2 separate regions of the Mus musculus genome follow, and region 2 is linked to region 1. A link is a loop called in an ENCODE intact Hi-C map of the cell type or tissue named here. Cell type or tissue: heart. All regions are shown on one strand. Links, peaks and the distances in the headings refer to the core of each region. The heading gives the core; the rest is flanking DNA. Region 1 has its middle 40 kb from the start of Rtl9. Region 2 overlaps Acsl4 (acyl-CoA synthetase long-chain family member 4).

Region 1 (10,338 bases), core at 3,988-6,487:
TCAGGTACCCAGCCCTATTTCCCAGCTCCCAAGGGCTCTCTGTGATCCCATCGAGTCTCATCTCCTGGAACAAACTCCTGAAAGTCAAGACATAGATGGGGACAGCAGCAGTTTGGAAAACAGAGACCTCTGCAGAAGCCTCCAGCCTAGCCACACTGGTAGCCCCACCCGGTCTTCAGCTCGCCTGCCTTCCTCTGCATCCACGCCTTGTAGCCCAAACCCACCCCCTTGGAGAGGCCTCCTCCTCTAGGCACCTCCCAGCTCTCCTTGAAATCTGACAGTTGGGAAAACTCATTTGGTCCAGATTGCTGACTGCCTAGGCTGGCTGCTGCTCTTTCCGGGGTGTGTATCTTGTCTCCCCAACCACACGGGGGCCCCCATCACATGCTCAAGGACTGAGAGCCTTCTTTTGTGTTTCTTCTAGCTGCTCTCTTGGCAGAAGCCTTTGTACACAGAGAGAGGCTCACGGACAATAGCATGACCGTGTGTCCTCTGAAAAGCTTTTCTGGATTGAGTACCTGGTCGTAACAGAAGGGCATGATCATCATCTCGACAAAGAGATGGACAATATCTGGGGGCACCGTGTACACAGAAGGTAGTCCAGGGACAAAGTAGCCTGTCAGTCATGATGCTATGTGTTCATCACGTTGAGCCTCTTGTTCATAACATTCCTTCTGACCAGAAAACGGTCTCTGCCAAAACTACCTGTACGAATATCTATTTGCCCATAAAAGCCAAAGCCATGGAGAGCTATGAAGCTCTCCCAGCTGAGCCCTAAGCACCCTTCCTCCCTTCTATGGCGTTTGTGATACACATCGATGAACTAGAATAACCCAGTTCCAGATCTCAGCTCCATCTCTTCCCAAAATAACATCCATGCTCTGAAAAAGAGAATGCCAGCAACAGCCTCAATGGGCCAGGTGACCCAAGGAAGGACATCCACAGCCTTCTCAGCCCAGGACAGGACCTCCAGAGCACACAAAAAAGTACTTAGTGTCGTCTTCATTGTTTCTGGGAAGGAGCCAAATGAACAGTTAAAACTGCAAACTTGAGAAGCAGTCTCGCCTAGGTTCCAGGGCTGGTGTGGTCACTTCCTAAGTACATGACCTTGGGCCAGTCACTTCCTCTCCGAGGCCCACTTTCCTCACATGTAAAGTGGAAGTAACCAAAAACCCTTCCCCATCACAGACCATGTTGGGAAGGTTCAAAGGCAACACGGACGCAAGGCGAGTTTGTCCCATAAAAGTTGTTCCCGGGTCTACACAGCTGTAGGACCCAGCAAACTCCTTTAAGGGCACAGACAAGATTTTTCTTGATCTTCGAATCTCTGCCGCCTAGCTGAGCCCAGAACCTCTGCAGCTGGCAGGCCTACAATAAATCATTGTTGAATTGAATTGAAAACCCAAACCAGATGTGCCTCCTCCCCTGTCAGATGAAGCTTTCAAGCTGGTGGGCTGGGCCTGCTACTACTCCTCCTCCTCCATCCAGCCGAGCTGCCACCATTGTCTAGGCTTGGCTCTAGGGAACAAGGCTGTGACTGGGCCTGTTGGGAAAGGTAGGAATGAGAGGTGTGAGCCGAGGGGGAGGGAAGGCCACTCTCCCTCCCTGTGTACCTTATGCAAATTACCTTGGAAAGGCACTATCTTGGCGTCTCGCGTTGAAACAAAAAGAGGAGACAAACCAAAAGCCCTTCAGGAGCCCAGCAAGCCGCAAATGAAGCCCGCCTTGCCTTTAAAACACTGAAAAATCACACCAGTTCAATCCATGAAGGGCTCTGGTGAAGGACCTCTTCTTTATCTGTGGAACCAAGCTTTGGAGAGGCTCAGCTCTGAAAACTGAACACTCCACTTCCAATCCGAGCCCAGTCCTTATTCACAGAAGCTACCTGCCGCTAAGGCCACTCTTGCCTTGGTACAGAAGATGGCATTTACCATCCCCCACCCCCACCCCCACTCTGCAAGACACCCCGCCCCCACCCTGGTTGAAAGGTACAGGCTGGGGATGTGTGTTGGAGAGGAACCTATGTGTTATGCAACACAAGATCAAGGTTAAGAAGCAGACCCTAGAACACGGCAGACTAGATGGTGACTCTGGCTTCGTCACATGCTAGCTTTCCTGATCCCTAGCAAGTGACTTAACCTCTCTGCCTCTGTGATCCCACCACTCACATGGAATTAATAATAGTACTTCACACAGGCTTTAAGGACTAAATGAACTAGTGTTTATAAAACCCTGGCCACATGCACGGCACATGGGAAACACTAAACTGTTTGTTAACTGAAAAGATAAATGTATACCGCAGCTCCTCTACGGGTACACTCGTGGAGAGGCAAGGTTGCCAAATGGTTAAAGATGGCCAGCTGAGCTGGCCTTTGAACCCTGGTCTCAGAATTTCCAAGTAAAATCTGAAGCTCAGTTTTCCAGTCTCTAACATGGGGCTAAGGAGAATCTCCAGGAAAACATCACTCCAGGGTTTAAATGAGGTACCCCCACATTCCCAAGCACAATGCCAGCAGTGCCGGGCGTGCGTGCGGGTGAGGAAGTACCCAATAAAAGCAGAGCACTCATCCGCTGAATCTTTGGGAACTGCCACCCCGATTTTTCCCCCTTTTCTTCTGGGTTAACTCACGGCATGTAGCTTTGGAAATCCTGCCACAGTAAATGAACAATTTCATCATTTTGCCAATGAAATTCCTAAACATGTTATTCAGGAGCCAGAAAGAGGGAAAACATTTCAGTCACCTCTGTACCAACCAAGTATGGGCAGTTCGTTTTCCTGTTTAGCAAACCTCACCACCACCACTACCACCACCACCACCAGCACCACCACCACCAGCACCACCCCAGCAGCAGAAGTCACTCTGCAATATAAAATTGAAGGAATGAGTGTTTTACTGCAAACAAAAGCCATCTTTGTTTGCTGCACAACTTTAGGAGAGGAAAAAAAAATACCTCAACCCAGGAGCTTGGAAAATTCTTGAAAGTTCTCATTTTATTCCAGCAAATCCAACAAAATTGGCAAGGTTTCTGGACATGTGAACCTGAGTCAGGATGAGCCACCTCTACCCACTTGTCTCCCCACGGCACCCAGAACCCAGGAGGAGAGTCTAGTGGGCATCAATACATATTGACTGTCGATCCCTCCATGACAGCCCCAGACTCCTGCTTCTATGATGTCGGCCACTTGGCCAAAGCACTCGCAAAGTCGTGCTAAAGAACATTTTGCAAACAGGAAGGGAAATAAAAAAACATCCATCAACTCACCACGCTAACACAACTCTTAATTTGTGTGGAAAACTTCTCCTGCAGTCTTTATCCACGTGCAGACATATTTTTACAGCACTGTAGTCATAAGGAAAAACTGCAGCAACTCCAGCCAAGAGCCAGATACCATACAGCTCATGTCACTAAACTTTCCAAGTGAGGGCTTTCTTCTCCCTCGTTCACTCCATTCATTCATTCAGTCAGTCAGTCAACAAACATGGGTTTTAAGCAGCCCCGAGTGCTATGCCCTGGAGAGTACTGAGTTAACAAAGGCACAGTACCCACCTTTAAGCGGCTCCCTGTTTATTGAAGGAAACAAGAAAAGTCAGCGGGAAATGACAGGATGCTGGAATCAATGTGTAAATACTGCATAAAAGCACAGAAGAGGTGCATTTAAGGGAGACTGGAAAGGAGTACTGAAGACAGGAAAGGGTGGAGGGCAGAGGAAAACAGGGTGTTGTTGGGTAGCCCAAAGTAATCCTGTTCTAGGGAGGTGGCAATGGGTGTAGTAAGAAAGAAAGGTGGCAAGATCAAAGATTTCTTGGGCATCGGGAAGGCTGGGCAATGGTTTGGAAGAGCAGGAAGATGCTCATTTTGGGAAGGTGGTCCGAGCAATATGCTTGCAGCCAGACTGGAGGGTGTGAGATAGTTAACAGTTAACGGAGGACAAATCACAGTAATCTCTCAAGATGAAGGGTTTTGTGACCTCTCTACTTACAAACCATATCTCCACCCGCCTCCGCCACCCCCACCCCACCCCCGAGCAAGCGCTTCACCTCTCTGTGCCTCTGTCTCCTTCTCTGTACAGTAAGAATCACAACAACATCGCTCTCTGTGGAGCTGCTAGGAGGATTCTGTAAGATGCTGCAGGCAAAGCACCTGTCCCAGAGGCTTGTTATAGGAGACGCTCAATCCATGGCACTATTACTTCCCTTCATCCTCTCTGTCCTTCTCCTGACCCTTCCTTAAAGCCTGCTACACTATTAAGCATGGAAGTGGCTGAGACAAGACCATCTCACTCCAGAGGGCAGTGGAGAAAGTTTGAAAATGCCATTGTCAGGACAACTACTGAGGATTCTTTAGATGAGCCAAGGGCCCCACAGAGGTGGGAAACTGTGACTTCCTACTGGGACTAATTAACAAAGTGATCCAGCTTCCTCTGTCAAGGAGGAGACGATCAGTTAAATTTATCCAGACTTTGGATTTTGCCTCATGGATGTGACGAAGGAGTTGTCAAAATAGGCAAAATCTTGAAGTCCGTGTTCCTTGAGTTAGATTGAAGCACGCAGCCTCCAATCTCATTTCTGCCGCAACCTGACTGTTGGACTTTAGGTAAGTCACTCAACCTCTCTGATCCCCAGCAATCTCATTTTATAAAGAACAACAATAGCTGTCTCATACAATGATTGTGAGGATGGCATTAAAATATAGAAATGATGGCATCATAAGCTTATTATGTGTCTGGCACATAGATATTCACTAATGTTCTTACCGTTGGTGATTTTCGAGAATGAAGGGGGAAGCAAGTAAGGTAAGAGGGTTTGATGGAATGAGAACATGGATGGAGGAGCTGCAAACGCCTGGCAAACCTCCTGAGGTAATGAGAGGAGCTTTGAGGTCAGCAGACAGGATGTGGATGGAGGAGGTTCTAGCTGATGATGAAGCATGGTAAGGCTACAAGGGAGGTGTGTCCCGCACATGGACCATGGATGTTAAACTCACCAATATTGATGTCAGGACTTGGGGTGGAGAAGAAGACAGTGAGCCAGATGTTGAACTCTTCCTTGAATGTGGGAGTGGGGGGTTGACCAAAAAGAAGAGCCGACGAGGAGAGAAGAGGGTGCTGTAGCCAGATGGCATTAGAAGGAGGAGTTCTTGGCGGAGGATGGAGAACTAAACGATCTGGAAGCAGACAGGGGAAGCTGGAGCACAGACCCCACCTCCCAGCCCCAGGGTGCCTGTAGTGGAGGAGTGCGGGAAGTGGCCACTAGAGGGCGCTGCCTGCAAAGCTGTGAACTCGGTGGCGCGACTCAGGTTTCAGCACTTCCAGAAGGGAAGGCAGACCTAAGATTGTTGTGTAGGAAAGTTTATCCCGAGTAAACAGGGAGTCGATTGTGGGGTGACACTTCTAGAGGGCACTGAGAGGAGTGGAAAGGGGCAGTAGTGGGGAATTCGATGGGTCGGGGGTGCAGTGGGAGGATGAAGGGGAGAGAACGGGCCAAGGACAGGAAGGCTTAGCACTTGGGCTGTAGCCAAGGACAGGGGGATGTGAAGCCTGGTGGGATTAACTGTCCTTGAAGTTATAAATGGAGATTTTGTCCCCCTCTTTACATCTTTTGTTTATTATAAAACTAACACATGCTTGTCTCAAAGGAGTCTAATCATTACTAAGGTGAAAATCTATCTCCTGGAGCCTGTTTGCCAAAAGCAAGAGCTGTTCGTGCAATAGCCTTAACAGAAATCATAGCCTACAATGTGATTTTTGTCACAATGCTCTATTGAGCATCTCTGCCTGTCCATGTACAAAGATCAAGCTTGTCCTTATTTGGGGAGATGCTGTCATTGTCACCAATCGTAGTCTAACTAGAATAGACCTGGATAGCAACTATTAGCTAGCTGCTCCGTGCTAGTTGTCACCAGAGCATCCACTGTGAGCACTGTCTCATTTGCTCTTCATAACCTCATGGTGGAGATTTATGACAATTCTCCCCGTTTTTGGTGGTGAGAAAATCAAGTTGTGTTTAGAAACATCTTCAACATAAAGGCAGTGTGATAATAATGGAGCCCAAGTTTTATATACATATATATATATGAATTGTGTGTGTTCATGTATGTGTGGGCACATGTGTACCCCAACATATGTGTGGCAGCCACAGAGTAACCTAGGGTATCTGCTTTACCTTGGTTCTGGAGATTCAGTCTTAGATCCTTGTACTTGAGTGGCAAAGCACTTTGCCCACCAAGGCATCTCCCTAGCCCCCAAGCCCAAGTTCTTCCTTGGAATCACAAAAAAGTGTATGACTGTGCTATTTAGATATGCTATAATGAGTTAACCAAATCGTTACTCACATCATTTTTGGTTCTTTCTTTCTTTCTTTTTCTTTCTTTTTTTTTTTTTTTTTTTTTTTTTTTTTTTTTTTTTTTTTTTTGGTTTTTCGAGACAGGGTTTCTCTGTGTAGCCCTGGCTGTCCTGGAACTCACTCTGTAGACCAGGCTGGCCTCGAACTCAGAAACCCACCTGCCTCTGCCTCCCAAGTGCTGGGATTAAAGGCGTGCGCCACCATGCATGGCCATTTTGGTTATTTCGATTTTATGTCTGTTTACAAGTAATCTTTTAGTGAGCAAGCAATACTTAACATGGAGAATTTTGACAGTATGACATTTCCATCTGGAAGTTGTTCTTATTCAGATGTGCACCACGCGTACGTGGGTGTGCTTGTTGTTACCACATCCTCACAAAGCCTAGGCTTTTGCAACTTTTTTTTTTAATTTGGCCCATTTGAAAGATGAAAATGGCATGTCAATCACCTTGACGCTGTCTTAATTTGCATCTCTTAATTATTAGTGTTTTACGTACCTTTTCAAATGGCATAAAAATTTTTTGTGTGTTTTTATTTTTGCTGTGTTTTTTTTTTTTTTAGTATACTGCTAGTAGATTGCGTATCGGTATTACAATAATCTACAAGAGCTCTCTCATCCATTCCCTCAACACTCCTTTCTCAAATACCAGGCACTATCCTAGCACAAGGACTATGGTAGTGGCGAAGTGAAATCTCATCCTTCATGAAGTCGATTTGAATGTATGGGAAGTAGATAATAAGCAAGCAAATAATCACCTGTGCAATTTCACATCGCTGTAGATGGGCTAAAGGAAAGAGGGCACTTCTTGTAATAGAGCTCTCACAAATAATATTGACAGGACTGACTCACCATAGTTTCACTGTGGTTTTCAATACAACCTGTGTGAAAGTCATACACATTCTACAGAAACCTAGAAGCCATCTTTCCAACTTTGAATGGGAATCTTTTCTTGGGCTAGTGATACACTGCTCCCTACTCTGTCACAATGCTGGGCAGCAGCAGGTTCCCCAGTCAGGTATATGATGGTGAGTGGCACAACTGGTACTCTCCAGTGTACTGGGTTGTTAAGCAATGATGCTCGGTGTGATAAGTATATCCACTGCATTTTCTATTGATGATGTGTTCAATTTATAAAGGGTTTAAGAGGCTATAACGCCATCATAACTTGGTATCCCAATGACTAGCCTGCCTCTTATACTCTGCTCGATCCTTTGGTTTTTGGTTTTTGTTTGTTTGTTTGTTTGTTTGTTTTTGTTTTGTTTTTGTTTTTGACTTAGCCATACCAAAGTTGTAAGATATTTTTTTTCATTTCAGTGCAATTAGGGGGCAGTTTATTGGGCTTACACTTTCAGATCATAGTCATCATTGAAGGAACTCAAGACAGGAACTCAGACAAGAGCAGAAACCTGGAGACAGGAGCTGATGACGAGGCCACAAAGGGGTGCTGCTTACTGACTTGTTCCTCATGCCTTGCTCAGCCTGAGAACCCAGGACCCATCAGCTTAGGGATGGCACCACCCACCAAGGGCTGCACTCTCTACTCCTGAACACCAATGAGAAAATGCCTTAAAGCTGGATCTCATGGAGGCATTTCCTCACCTGAGGCTCCTCCCTCTCTTATGCCCAGTTGATACACAAAACCAGGCAGTACAACTGACCCCTTGTCAACTTGACACACAAACACATCACTCTTAAGCCACAACCTTTCCTTTTTATTTATCCCCAAGATCTCACATTAAAAACATAGATAATTTAAAAGTCCTACAGTCTTTACAAATTCAAACACATTAATATTTTAGTCCCCTTAGAATAGCCAATTTCTTTTAAAATCAGAAGGCTTTTAAAACTCATAGTCTGTCCATTGTGACCTCCAGTAAAATAAAAATAAAACCAATCACTTTCTTACTTCAAGAGCGAAAATTCAGGGCACAGTCACAATGAAAGCAAAGCAAAATCAAATTCCAACTGTCCAATGTCTGGGATCCACACATGACCTTCTGGTCTCTGTCATAGGCGTCACTTCTCCAGCTCTGCCCTCTGTAGCACTCTAAGCTCAGGTTGATCCACTCCACTGCCGCTTCTGTTCTTGGTGATCATCCCATGGTACTGGCATCTCCAGTATGCTGGGTTCTTCTGCTGCAACTAGGCTTCACCAATAGCCTCTCATAGGCTCTCTGCATGTTGCCAAGCCTCAACTTCTTTGCATGATCCCTTCAGTCCTGGGCTGTCAACTACAACTGAGGCTGCACCTTCACCAGTGGCCTTCCATAACCTCTCACAGGCCAAGCCTCAGCTGTTCTTCATGACCCTTTCACGCTTTCAAAGCCAGTACCACCCGGGTGACTCTTACACATTACCAAGTCCAGCCGCAGCACGAGGTACAACCTTGGCTATCTCTGGAACACAGCTTATTTGTGCTTCCAGAAAACACTTCCCAGAAGATTTCACCTCAGTGATGCTGGTCTCTTCATAATCACTGCTAATTTCTTAGCTCTAGCCAACCAGCATCAAGTATCAGTGCAATTTTATAACTACTAAGTCCTCTCATTCCTCATATCTTTATCCTTATTTCAAAAATTATCATCTTTTCCTCTATTTTTTTTTACTACTGGTGCCATCATTTTGTGGTTATTGGTTTTATGATACATATTTTTAAGTTGTTGAATTTCTACATAATAAATCTCTGTCATTATCTTTTCTTTGCAACTCCTGAAGTTTCTTTGCTGAATTTGCTGGAACTGTGTACTTCAAAATACTTAAATATTCTCCTATGCTTTTGCTTTTTAGCTTCTAAAATTTTGATATTTTATAATCTAATTTGATATTTGGTCTTTTAAAGTCCCCTTTTGAGACTGCTTTTATGTATCTCAGACTGTCCTCAAACTCAGCCCTCCTCTGATTTTTGTTTGGTAGGGGTGACACTATGCATTTAATCTAAGGCCCCTCACCTGATAATAAGAAAGATTGATTTTTTAATTCTTTGGTCTAGCTGGAAATTATTTTAGGATAAAGAATGAAATATAGAGGCCAGGCAGTAGTGGTGCACACCTTTAATCCCTGCACTTGGGAGGCAGAGACAGGTGTATCTCTGTGAGTTCTAGGCCAGCCTGGTCTACAGAGTGAGTTCCAGGACAGCCAGAGCTACACAAAGAAACCCTGTTTCAAAAAAAAAAAAAAAAAGGAGGAGAAAGAGGAAGAAAAAGAATGCAATACAAACTCAGCTCTCTTTTTGAATGCTGGAGTGGTTGCTACAGTAAATGATGCCAAGGACAAAATGACAAATCCTTTCCCACAGACATGGTACGTGTGAGGCCCCGGAACTTTGCATGGGACTATCAAATCAGTGGTGACAGAAGTGTTCACAGACGCCAACATCCTTCACTCCGTGACATTGCCATATGAATGTATATAACTGTTAGGGCTCTATCACTTGATGCCCTTGAACTTCAACATTCCCTGCTCGCCCTTGCCTGCCACACACCATGATTCATTAGCAGCCATTACACCTTTCCTTTGCACTGAGACCTGGCATCTCTCCTGAAGAGCAAGAAGTTCAGTGAATCAAAAGACAAAACACAAAAAGGAGACACCCATGGATCCCTGTTGAAATGTGTCACATTGAGGCAACGTAGGTCACCGAAGTATGGGGTTAGAGTGGCTAGAGCAGCTTTGTGGGTACCACAATAGCACATGTCTAGTCTAAAGAAAGAAATGTTGCACTGTTTGCCTTCAGTGGCTGATAGGGCATCTGCCATGCTAAGGGCCTTTCACGGAGCTGCCTGGAATGATGTCAAAGAGATAAGTTGGGGGCTTCAGAGGCTGCAAGGACTTGTCCCAAGGTCTCAGTTAGAAGAGGCCTAGGATCCAAGAGATTTTCTTTTCTTAGAGTGTTTTTTTTTTCATTTTTTACATTTATTTTAGTGTGTGGGGGGGGAGGGAGGGAGAGGGAGAGAGTAGGAGACTGAGGGAGATGGGGGGGGGCAGAGTCAGAGG
Region 2 (10,338 bases), core at 3,954-6,453, 690 kb after region 1:
GAGACTTGTGATTGTGCCCAGTCTTTAATTGAAGGACCACGTTGCTCAAGATAACTCCCTGCAGGAAGGAGGAGGTGGATGATGTACAAGGTCATTACCAGAGATGAGGAGGAAGTGACAGTGATGATCTGGACTCTGGGTGTCCTTTGAATTGTGAAAACCAGACATTTGCAATTCAGTTTGTTGTATGATATTTAAAGAGCAAGTTGTGTCAACCTGATGCAAGCTGGAGTCATCTGAGAAGGGAGCTGAATTGAGGAAATGCCTCAGTTAGATTGCCCACTGGCATGTCAATTGGGTATTGTTTTGATTAATGATTGATATGGGAGGGCTCAGCCCATTGTGGGCAGAGGCACACATTGGTAGGTGGTCTTGGGTTGTTCCAGAAAGCAGGCTGAGCAAGCCAGTGAACAGTGTGGCTTTATTATGATCCTGCTTCAGTTCCTTGAGTTCCTGCTCTGACTTCCTTGGGTGATGAACTGTAAGCTGTAGATGAAATAAATAAGCCCTTTCCTCCTCAAGCTGCTTTGGGTCACGGAATTTATCACAGCAGTTGGGATCAATATGAGGCTCTGCAGTGTTAAACTTCATGAACATAGTCTCCAGTAAATATTTACTAAATATAAAACGAGTACTCTCTAACGTTCATAATGGAACTGATGACTTGAAGAGATAGCAAGTAACTAATTTGGAAGTAGTGACTTTGATTACAGTTTTTTTTTTCAGCTGACGTTTATTTCTCTAGTTTTGCATCATTCTTAGCTAAGAAAACAAACCATTTAAACTAGTTTCTGGATGATGTAACATTTGATTACAAAGTCATGGGAAATACTTCTTTTGTTTAGGAGGAGTGACTATAAACTAAAGATGGAAAATTGTTAGGCTTGTCAGTTGATTAAAAAAAAAAACTATCAAACTTTTGGTCCTTTTACCTCATACTCCTAAGTGCTAGGATTAGCTTCTGCCTCTCAGTTAAAGAAAAGAAATGAGAAGGGGTTGGAGAGATAGTTCAGCAGTTAAGAGCACTGGGCAGCTCTTCCAGAGGATCTGGGTTCAATTCCTAGCTCGTAACTGTCTGTAACTCTAGTTCCAGGGGATCTGACCCCCCCTTACACAGATATACATGCAGGCAAAATACTGGTGCACATAAAAATAAACAAATCTTAAAAAAAAAAGAAAAATAGCAGTTCAAAGTTGGACTGTATGTATACAGATTCTCTACAGCATGCCCACCTTTTGGACCGTGCAACAAGATGTGGTCATTGGCAGAGTTTATGTTTGAGAACTACACAATTGGGAGTTGCAAGAAAAAATTGTAAAATCAGTTCGTAATGTGTATGATTTTATATTGGACCTCATCCCTAACTCTCCTCGTCCGCATTCAGCTCAGAGGCTGCAGGTTGTAACTGTGCTTAGAGTTTAGTTCTCAGCCAGGTTTGAGAGTTCTTGGTTTGAGAGTTCTTCCTTCTGGCTTCACTGATACTGCCCCAGTACTGATGGAAGACCCGGATGTTACCTGAACTGGGCTCCTGGCTCTCAACCTCAGTTCTACTTTCAGGCATGTTTGACTTGGAAATTGTAAGATAATGGCATCATTTATTCCTCTTTTAAAATATCTTCAGAGAGTCTGGAACACTTGTTGCTCTTTCATGAGACTCCTGTTTAGTTCCCAGAGTCCACATGGAAGCTCACAGTCCTTTGGAACTCCACTTCCAGGGGATCCAGTGCCCTCTTTTGGCCTTCATGGGTACCAGGTTTGCAAATGGTGAACAGCTCTACATGTGGGCAAACCATTCACAAACATAAGCAAAATGTAACTCTAAAACAATAAAGAAATAACCTTAACTGCAAGTCACTCTTGCCAAGTGACAGAGACAGCAGAGCTCAAGCGGCTGCGAGGTAAGAAAGAACATTTCACAACATCCTATTATGCTGCTGACCTTGGCCTTGCTTTTGAAGAAGGGTAGGCAGCAGATTGCTCCAGACACATGAAAAGGCAAACTAACTTTCTTTTACTGATGTTGACACTGGTTACAGAGGTTGCAAAGAGGATTGGATTGCTGTCTACTTGAAAGATGACACTTGACATTAAGTGATCACAGACATAAATGCGGAGGGGTGTCTTCAAGGCACTTTTCATCTACGATCCCACAGAAGTTAAATGTGTTTGGGTTTATGGGCAGGATTCATCAGCACTAAATACCAACATAGAATCTGGTTGGGGTGTTTTCTTAGCTAGCCACTGTATGTGAATACATAGATCGTCTTCCTTAAAAAGTATTTCATTGAGATGGAAGAAGGCTTCGCATCTGCATGAGATCTTGTAGTACTCGGACACTTCATTTCTAGTCAGTTCTTATGTGTTTTTACTTTGTTTTTCTGTGCCTGAGAGCATGCTATGTAAATGCTATACCACTGAGCTTTGTACCCTCAGCCCTAAGCTTTGATTTTGGCATTCTGGATATATGTCTTACAGTAAAGCATCTTAAATACCTGGGTAAAAAAAAAAAAAAACAAAAAAACAAAAAACAACAAAAAAAACTCCCTTGGCTATGTTCCACCAGGGATCTAAACTATTCCAGATTTTATACTTCCTAAAATAATATAACCATGTGGGGTATTGTTTGTAATCGTTGACTGGTCAATATATGAGCTCGGTCAGGACCTTTAGTTTGTGCTTTTTTAAAAATTTAATTTAATTTATTATTATTATTATTTGGTTTTTCGAGACAGGGTTTCTCTGTGTAGCCCTGGCTGTCCTGGAACTCACTTTGTAGACCAGGCTGACCTCGAACTCAGAAATCTGCCTGCCTCTGCCTCCCAAAGTGCTGGTATTAAAGGCGTGCACCACCATGCCCGATCACTTTTTTTTTAAAGGTTTATTTTATGTGAGTACACTGTAGCTGTCTTCAGACACACCAGAAGAGGGCATCAGGTCCCATTACAGATGGTTGTGAGCCACCATGTGGTTGCTAGAACTTGAACTCAGGACCTTGAAAGATCAGTCAGTGCTCTTAATCGCTGAGCCATCTCTCCGGCCCCTTATTTGTGTTTTTGGACATGGCATTTTTCATTCCTCTGTGCTCTTTTAGAACCTCATATTCATTCTTTGTTGTGCACGTGTTTTCATGGCCTGACGTTTAAATGAACTTTTAAAATAAAAATTGATTTTAAGTAAGCAAGCCAGATAATCCTCTCCCCACCTTTTAGCAGTAGCACGTATAACTGGATACTCAGTAGCTATTATTAATAACTTTTAAAAGTCTGTAATCATCTAGTTGGACGAGAAGATTTGCCTCGTCTGTGACCTTCTCCTGGTGTACCTCTTTATCTATATTAGGCTGCTGTCTCCTGAAAATGTTGTTTATTGAACACCAAGTTCCATGAGGGCAGAGCACAGCTTATGGGCTGTTTCTTGAACAGATGCTTGCACATGCATTTGTAACTACTAAGGATTTGGGAGAGTAGCTGTTTTTGAATGTGACAGAAAACAGTTGTCAAGACTGTATTTTAACTTTTAATTCATTTCCTAATCAACTCTCCATGGTATGGTGATTACAAACCAATCAGGGGATCCTTCAGGATTTGTTTCTTGCTTCAGTAAACTTGGTCCAGCAGAGTCATACCATTTGTATATTTAAGGGAGACTCAATGGCATAGCTGCCTCTACAGTTTTGTGTTATAATGTTAGAAGGTGTGATGATTTACTGATCAAGAGTTTAGTTTACCTATTATGAATCCTTAGGAATGGCTTAAATAAATGACTCCTTTTTAAAAACGGTCTTATGTATGTATGTATGTATGTATGTATGTATGTATGTGAATACACTGTAAATTCTTACAATTGGTACATACTTTTGTTTTCTGGCCCCGCCCGCTCCAGTCCCACTTGCTCATTTACATTTACTAACATACATTTATTTACTATATGTGAGTACACTGTCACTGCCTTCAGACACACCAGAAGACAGCTTTGGATGCTCATTACATGAGCCACCATGTAGCTGCTGGGAATTGAACTCAGGACCTCTGGAAGAGCAGTCGGTGCTCTTAACTGCTGAGCCACCTCTCCAGACCGATAATCTGTATTTTTAATTGTGACATTAATGCTGATCTTACTGCTTTTAAATGAACACGTTTTATTTGGAGCGATATTAAGCCCATAGAAAATATATTAGAGATGGTGCTACAGTCCATGTATAATTTGTACTGTTTCCCCTAATTTCAACATTGTTTATAACATAACAGTGGCAAAGCAATTAAGCTAGAATTCACTTTGTATTACCTAGGTGTTGATTTCTGTCACAGCATTCAAAGTACTCTATACATTTATTTTAGAATATATAGAGACAATTACAAAAATAAAGTATGGGTAATCCTAAGAGACAACTGAGTTTTAGCATTTTTTAAATAGACACCTTTGTCTGTTTTTCTATGGAGAATATAAGCCCATTTCTCACAAACTCTGGATTTCCCTAAAAGATAGGCTGCCAAACATATTTTAAATACATTTTTGAAATTTTCCTTTTTACACTTAAATATAACATGTCTTTTCTTTGGTAATTTTTTACTTATATCTGTTGTTTTTTTAATATGTTATTCCTTCACCTTAAATACTTTGTTGTATCTCTGTTCAGTTAATTCTTTATTACATTAAGTAAAAGGCCAACTATGTTTCCAATGCTTTTTTCACCTTAAAAAAAAATAGAACTATTACCTTTCAGCCGTAGTACTGGATTAATAATATATGCGTATGTCAAATTGAACTATTTAAGTTTGTGGAATTAAAAAAAATGTATGTAGTGAACTTTTGACTGTCATACTTTTATGTGGTTCACCCTGAATTTTGCAAATGCTTTCTAGGTTTTTCTAATCCCTCTTTCTCCACTGAGAATCTCCACATTTAGAATAGGGTACTGACATACATATTTAGGCCAAAGTGGTAACTAAACTTACCTTCCTCAAGTCTCATAACCTACTTAAGGCCTATGACGACAGAACCTTGAATGTGTTGCCTATCAGTATAGAAACTGACTGGAGTTTTCAACTTAAGCTCTGTAAAACAGCCTGATCTGTCTCCAGGTTCATTTCTGTGTTGCCTAGCTAGTTACAGTGCTGCCACCCAGTGGCAATGTATAGAAACGCTGCTATTATTGCTGCATTTATTTTTCACCATTTCAAATACTTTTTCTTGTATGTTCTTCTTTGTTCATGGTTTCATCTTCTGTTTTTTTTTCCTCCACTCAGGCCACTAATATTTGCGTGTTTCAGCTGATATTTAGGGAGCTGAACACGAGCTGTATAACGTGGTTCTGATAGTCTATTTAAATAAAGACTTTGGAATATGGGACACGATATTAATAATAAGCGTAAACATACCGAGTGGATTCTTGTTTGCTCTGCTTTATGAAGTTATGGTTCTTTGCACAAAAGGGCACTTATTTTGTATTTTGGTAAGAATATGATACTTCTTTTGATGTTTAATGGAAAACTTCTCGTTGTATAAGAAGAAACACTCCTGTAATATGTGAAGAGCTCATACTTCAGCGTAGCATGAAAGCTGTAGCTTAGAAATTCTTCCTCAATTTCCTCTTGCTGTTATTTGCCATTGTCTGACTGGTCATTTCATTCAATATTCATTTAAGGAACACTTAACTAAGCATCTACTTGGAGTCTGCCCTGTACCCGTATGGTGCTCCCCAGTGTTGCAGTGGTGATCAAGAGAAGCATGGCCTTCATCTTAAATAATGAGAGAACTAAAGCAGGAGACCACAAGTAGAAGTTTAAGTGCGGAGCTCCAGAGTGCTTTGAGGGCCAGTGTCAAATGCATGTGACACAGATGGACAGTCAGAGAGGGCTTTCTACCAGAACTGCTTAAATGAAGATGTAAAGGAAGCCGGAAAAGGGAAGAATAGAATGTTCCTGACAGAAGAGAAATGATGTGCTAGGAAAGGAGGTGAAAGACCAGAAGTCATTGCTTTTGAGAAACTATAAGTTCATCATGGCAAAAGGTGTGGGCACTAGCCGTGCTCTCCCTATTTTATACTTGTGGTAACTGGATCTAAGAGGTCACCAGCCTCCAGTAAGTGGCCCAGCCAGCAGTTGAACATAAGTTGTCTAGTTGTGGCATATTGACCCCTGTTTGTTCTGCAGGCTGCCTTTCATCTGGGCTGCCTTAAGCTCGGGTGAAGCATGGTGCCTGTGAGCCGGTGAGAGCTCTGCTCTCATTTCTTAGCATGCTGAGGCTGCACTGGAGACCCAGAGAATTAACTATTCCAGCAGCTGGCATTTATAGGGTCTGCATTAGTTTACAAACATTCAGATTCGCTTTAGTCTTTTGTCATTGGCTGGTAGTCAAACAAGCATTATTTGATATGCATTGCTAAGGTTTCCAGAAAAGTATAGATGGGAAATTATAACTGGTTATGTTATGTTATGTTATGTTATGTTATGTTATATTATATTATATTATGTTATTTATTTATTTATTTACTGCCAAAAAAAGCCTCCAGAACACAAGATGTTCATTAATCTGCAAAAGGTAGAAATTTTGTTTGATTTCTGAAGTTAACTTGTCAACATATTTTTTTTGATTTTCAGTGTTAAATTGGAACTCAGTTTCAATATTTGAACTATTGTCTTTTAAACTTGCATGAATGTAAAAATAAAAATTAAATGGAGATATTTCTTCCACTGCATATGTTTTATTTCATCTTAAAATATAAACTTTTGGGCTGGAGAGATGGCTCAGTGGTTAAGAGCACTGACTGTTCTTCCAGAGGTCCTAGCAACCACGTGGTGACTCGCACCCATCTGTCATGGGATCCAATGCATTCTTCTGGTGTGTGTCTGAAGACAGCTGCAGTGTACTCATATAAATACAAAAAAAAAAATAAATCCTTAATCCTTTTAAGATGAAGATTTTAATTTGGAATCAAGGCATTATTGTAGATTTTAGGTGGATTGTAAATGCTCAGTTGTACATAAGCTAAAATTGTAGCTTTTGTAAGACTATAACGTATGTGCACACATATGTGAAGGAGAAGTAGGGGATGACAGACAGACAGAAGAGACAGTGAGGTTAATGCTGTGTAGCTAGTGTTCTTGTTACTCATGTATGACACATGACTATGGATTCAAAGAAGAGTTTGAACCTGCAAGTGTTTTCAGTATAGTGATCATACATCTATCTGTATTTTCTGTATGTGGGATAACTAGAGACAACTTTTTTTTTCTAAAAGAGGAGTCTGATTCTACTGTAGGATGACAGCTCAGCTACAGTTCTTGGGAAGCTTGGAGATGTGACCACGCTGATTCTCCTTTCTTCGTGATAAATCATGGTTTTTGGAATCTAGCTTCTCAAGTGTTACTTCTGTGCAGTTATAGCTAAGTTTCCTTTAACGTGGAAGGCAACGTTGTTTTGAGTAAATCTCTTGTTGTGTATTGCAATAAACTCCTGTGCATAGCACATGGCTTTCTTGCCTAGTCGTCAGGATTGTGAACTTCCTGCAGCACGGCCCTCTTGAGGTTACTGCAGGACACTTTCAGAGACCCGTTGACCTTACAGGAAGTGAGATTACTTAATGATGCTTTACGGCTGCCTGAAACATTCTGAAATGAAAACTTTGAGGGAGAGAAATGATTCAGCCTTTCTCTGCGTCCTACTTTGTGAAATCATCCAGGGCACATTTATAAGGTATCACATTTCCTTGCAGTGTCTCAAAGCAAGACTGTGTTTGGTAAAGTGATAGTCTCTAAAGTTTCATGTTTGTTTCCAGAGGCCAGATATTAAACAAGAGGTACTAAAAAAGGGTTCACTATTGAAATCCCTTCAAAGACCCTCTGATTACCAGTGTAGAAAGCAATACTCTGTAGTCTACACACAGACATTAAAAGGGTTATTAAGTATTATATTATGTAGTTGTCTTCTATCATTTGTATTCTTGTTTGTTTTAATAGGAAAGATAGATGGAGCGGTGGACTCCAGACATTATTAACACTTTCATTTGTGTGTGGGACGCTTCATAGTTGCTGGCTTTTTAATGGCATCTATTTATTTAGTGGTAGTTGAAATATTTCTGGGGTGACTCGTGGGACCACAACAGTAATATTTTTTTTTGCTAGTATTTGCTCATTTATTTGTGCAGAGGGATGAAAATAAGGCCCTTGGCCTACTAGGTAAGCACTCTTCCCCTGACCTGCAGCCACACCATGCCTTTGTTAGTTTCATTTTAACAGAGGGAATGGCAAGGATGCTTAGTCTTAGCAAACAGCATTATAGTTATAATAAGAAAAAGGTTGTTGATTTGACTTTAAATCTGGTTGAAAGATGGAAATATCGGGTGGCTGTAGTGCACAATTTTAATCCTGGCACTCAGGAGGCAAAGACAGTCAGATCTCTGAGTTCGAGGCCAGCCTGGTCTACAGAGTGAGTTCCAGGACAGCCAGGGCTACACAGAGATACCCCATTTTGAACCCCTCCTCACCCACCCTAAAGAAAAAAAGAAAACAGAGGAAGTATTCAATCTAATTGTATTAGTATATTTGAAATCAGATCTTGGCTTCTTTTTAAGTATCACTTATTCTCCTGAGTTGGTTCAAATTTTACCTTTGGGGATGATATATTGATTGTCACTTATCAACACAGAGAAATATATCAGCATAAATTAGAACTAACTGAAAGTCTTTCTTATTATTAGTGAAACATGGATTATATTCTCTGTGGAAGCTTTAAAAAGATCTAAGACAAATTTAAGGATAACGTTTTTTTTTTTAAAGCCACCTATAATTCTGCAATCTGGACATTTCCGTTTTGAAGTGTTGCTTAGATGCTGCTGTTCTTGGTTTTTCTCCTATCTATAAACACCATTCTTCTTCTTTTTTTTTTTTTTCAAGACAGGGTTTCTCTGTGTAGCCCTGGCTGTCCTGTAACTCACTCTGTAGACCAGGCTGTCTTCAAACTCAGAAATACGCCTGCCTCTGCCTCTGCCTCCCGAGTGCTGGGATTAAAGATGTTTGCCACCACCGCCTGGCTCAATACCATGACGATAGATAAGGCATTCTGTCAGTCCGTGGATGGTGGTTTTAGCAGAGGCTTTACGTGCAGGAAAGGCAAATCTATAACCAGAATAAGTGTCTACTCCAGTAAGAACAAAACGCTGTCCTTTCCACAAAGGAAGTGGTCCAATGTAGTCAACCTGCCACCAGGTTGCTGGCTGGTCACCTCGAGGAATGGTGCCATATCTGGGGCTCAGCGTTGGTTTCTGCTGTTGGCAGATCTGGCATTCAGCAGCCGCTGTAGCCAGGTCAGCCTTGGTGAGTGGAAGCCCGTGTTGCTGAGCCCAAGCATAACCTCCATCTCGACCACCATGGCCACTTTGTTCATGTGCCCATTGAGCAATGACAGGGATGGCTGGGGAGAGAGGCTGACTGTCCACAGAACGGGTCATCTTATCCACTTGATTATTGAACTCCTCCTCGGCTGAAGTCACCTTTTGGTGAGCATTTACATGGGACACAAATATCTTCACATCCTTTGCCCATTTGGAGAGATCTATCCACATACTTCTTCCCCAGATGTCTTTCTCACCAATTTTCCAATTGTGATCTTTCCAAGTCCCTGACCATCTAGCCAATCCATTGGCTACAGCCCATGACTCAGTGAATAATCATACATCTGGCCATTTCTTCAATGAAAGTCACTGCTGGTTTATCAGACTCTGCAGAATTACTTTCCTAACGTGGGGAAGGCATTATTTCAAGTGGTGGTGGGGCTGAGGGTACTGCTTCTTCAGGAGGGGCAAACCCTTGAGAATCTGAAGATTCAAAATTCTCAGCTTCAACATGGTCTTCTCACACATCCCCATCTCAAGTTATAGGATTCCATTCTTTGTCAATTAGTACCCTTTAACTGTCGACACACTCTGAGGCTGAGACTTGAATTTTCGCTGTAGTTCAGCCAACCTTACAATGAGGATTTCAGTTTGATTTTCTGCAACTTGAGCTCTATTGCTACAAGAGAGAAGATTCTCCTCAAGGACACACTTAGCAACTTTTAGATCGTTTACTTGTGTCTGGAGCCTTTCGATTTTATCACACAACTCCTTCCTTTCATTCATCATTTTTTCCCCAGATGCTAAGAGCAGCCAGCCAGTAAAATCATTTTCCGATTTTTTTCCCCATCTTGTAGAAAGCTTTGTACACCGAATCACCTAATTCATCAAGAAAATCAAGGGCATTAGCTTCTTTAAGTTTGAAATAGTTTCAACCATGGGTCTTCAAAATTCTCTGAGCTCCCAGGAGGGAGAGAATCTGGAGAGGTTTCAGTAGTTGAAAGTG

The links. A loop is a pair of places that touch in the nucleus more often than their neighbours do. Peaks named below come from ENCODE experiments on the same cell type or tissue, not always from the same donor. Only the 100,000 strongest peaks of a DNase experiment are listed, where the experiment ranks them.
Region 2: a loop joins it to region 1, with 2.9 times the contacts of the local background. A loop is called at or near these places in 3 of 42 quality-filtered maps.

What each region holds. Positions count from the first base shown.
Region 1 is chrX:143,053,932-143,064,269 of GRCm38, reverse strand. It overlaps a transcript of Rtl9 not described here. Among named protein-coding and RNA genes, the nearest start is that of Rtl9, 40 kb to the left of the region's middle. In heart, for the core only: a CTCF peak has its summit at 5,247 (motif pointing right); a DNase peak (open chromatin) is centred at 5,279; H3K4me3 peaks cover 412 bases; H3K27ac peaks cover 282 bases; H3K27me3 peaks cover 331 bases.
Region 2 is chrX:142,367,349-142,377,686 of GRCm38, reverse strand. The region is part of intron 1 of Acsl4 (acyl-CoA synthetase long-chain family member 4); the gene reads left to right. Among named protein-coding and RNA genes, the nearest start is that of Acsl4, 18 kb to the left of the region's middle. In heart, for the core only: a CTCF peak has its summit at 5,132 (motif pointing left); no DNase peak of the experiment used is centred there.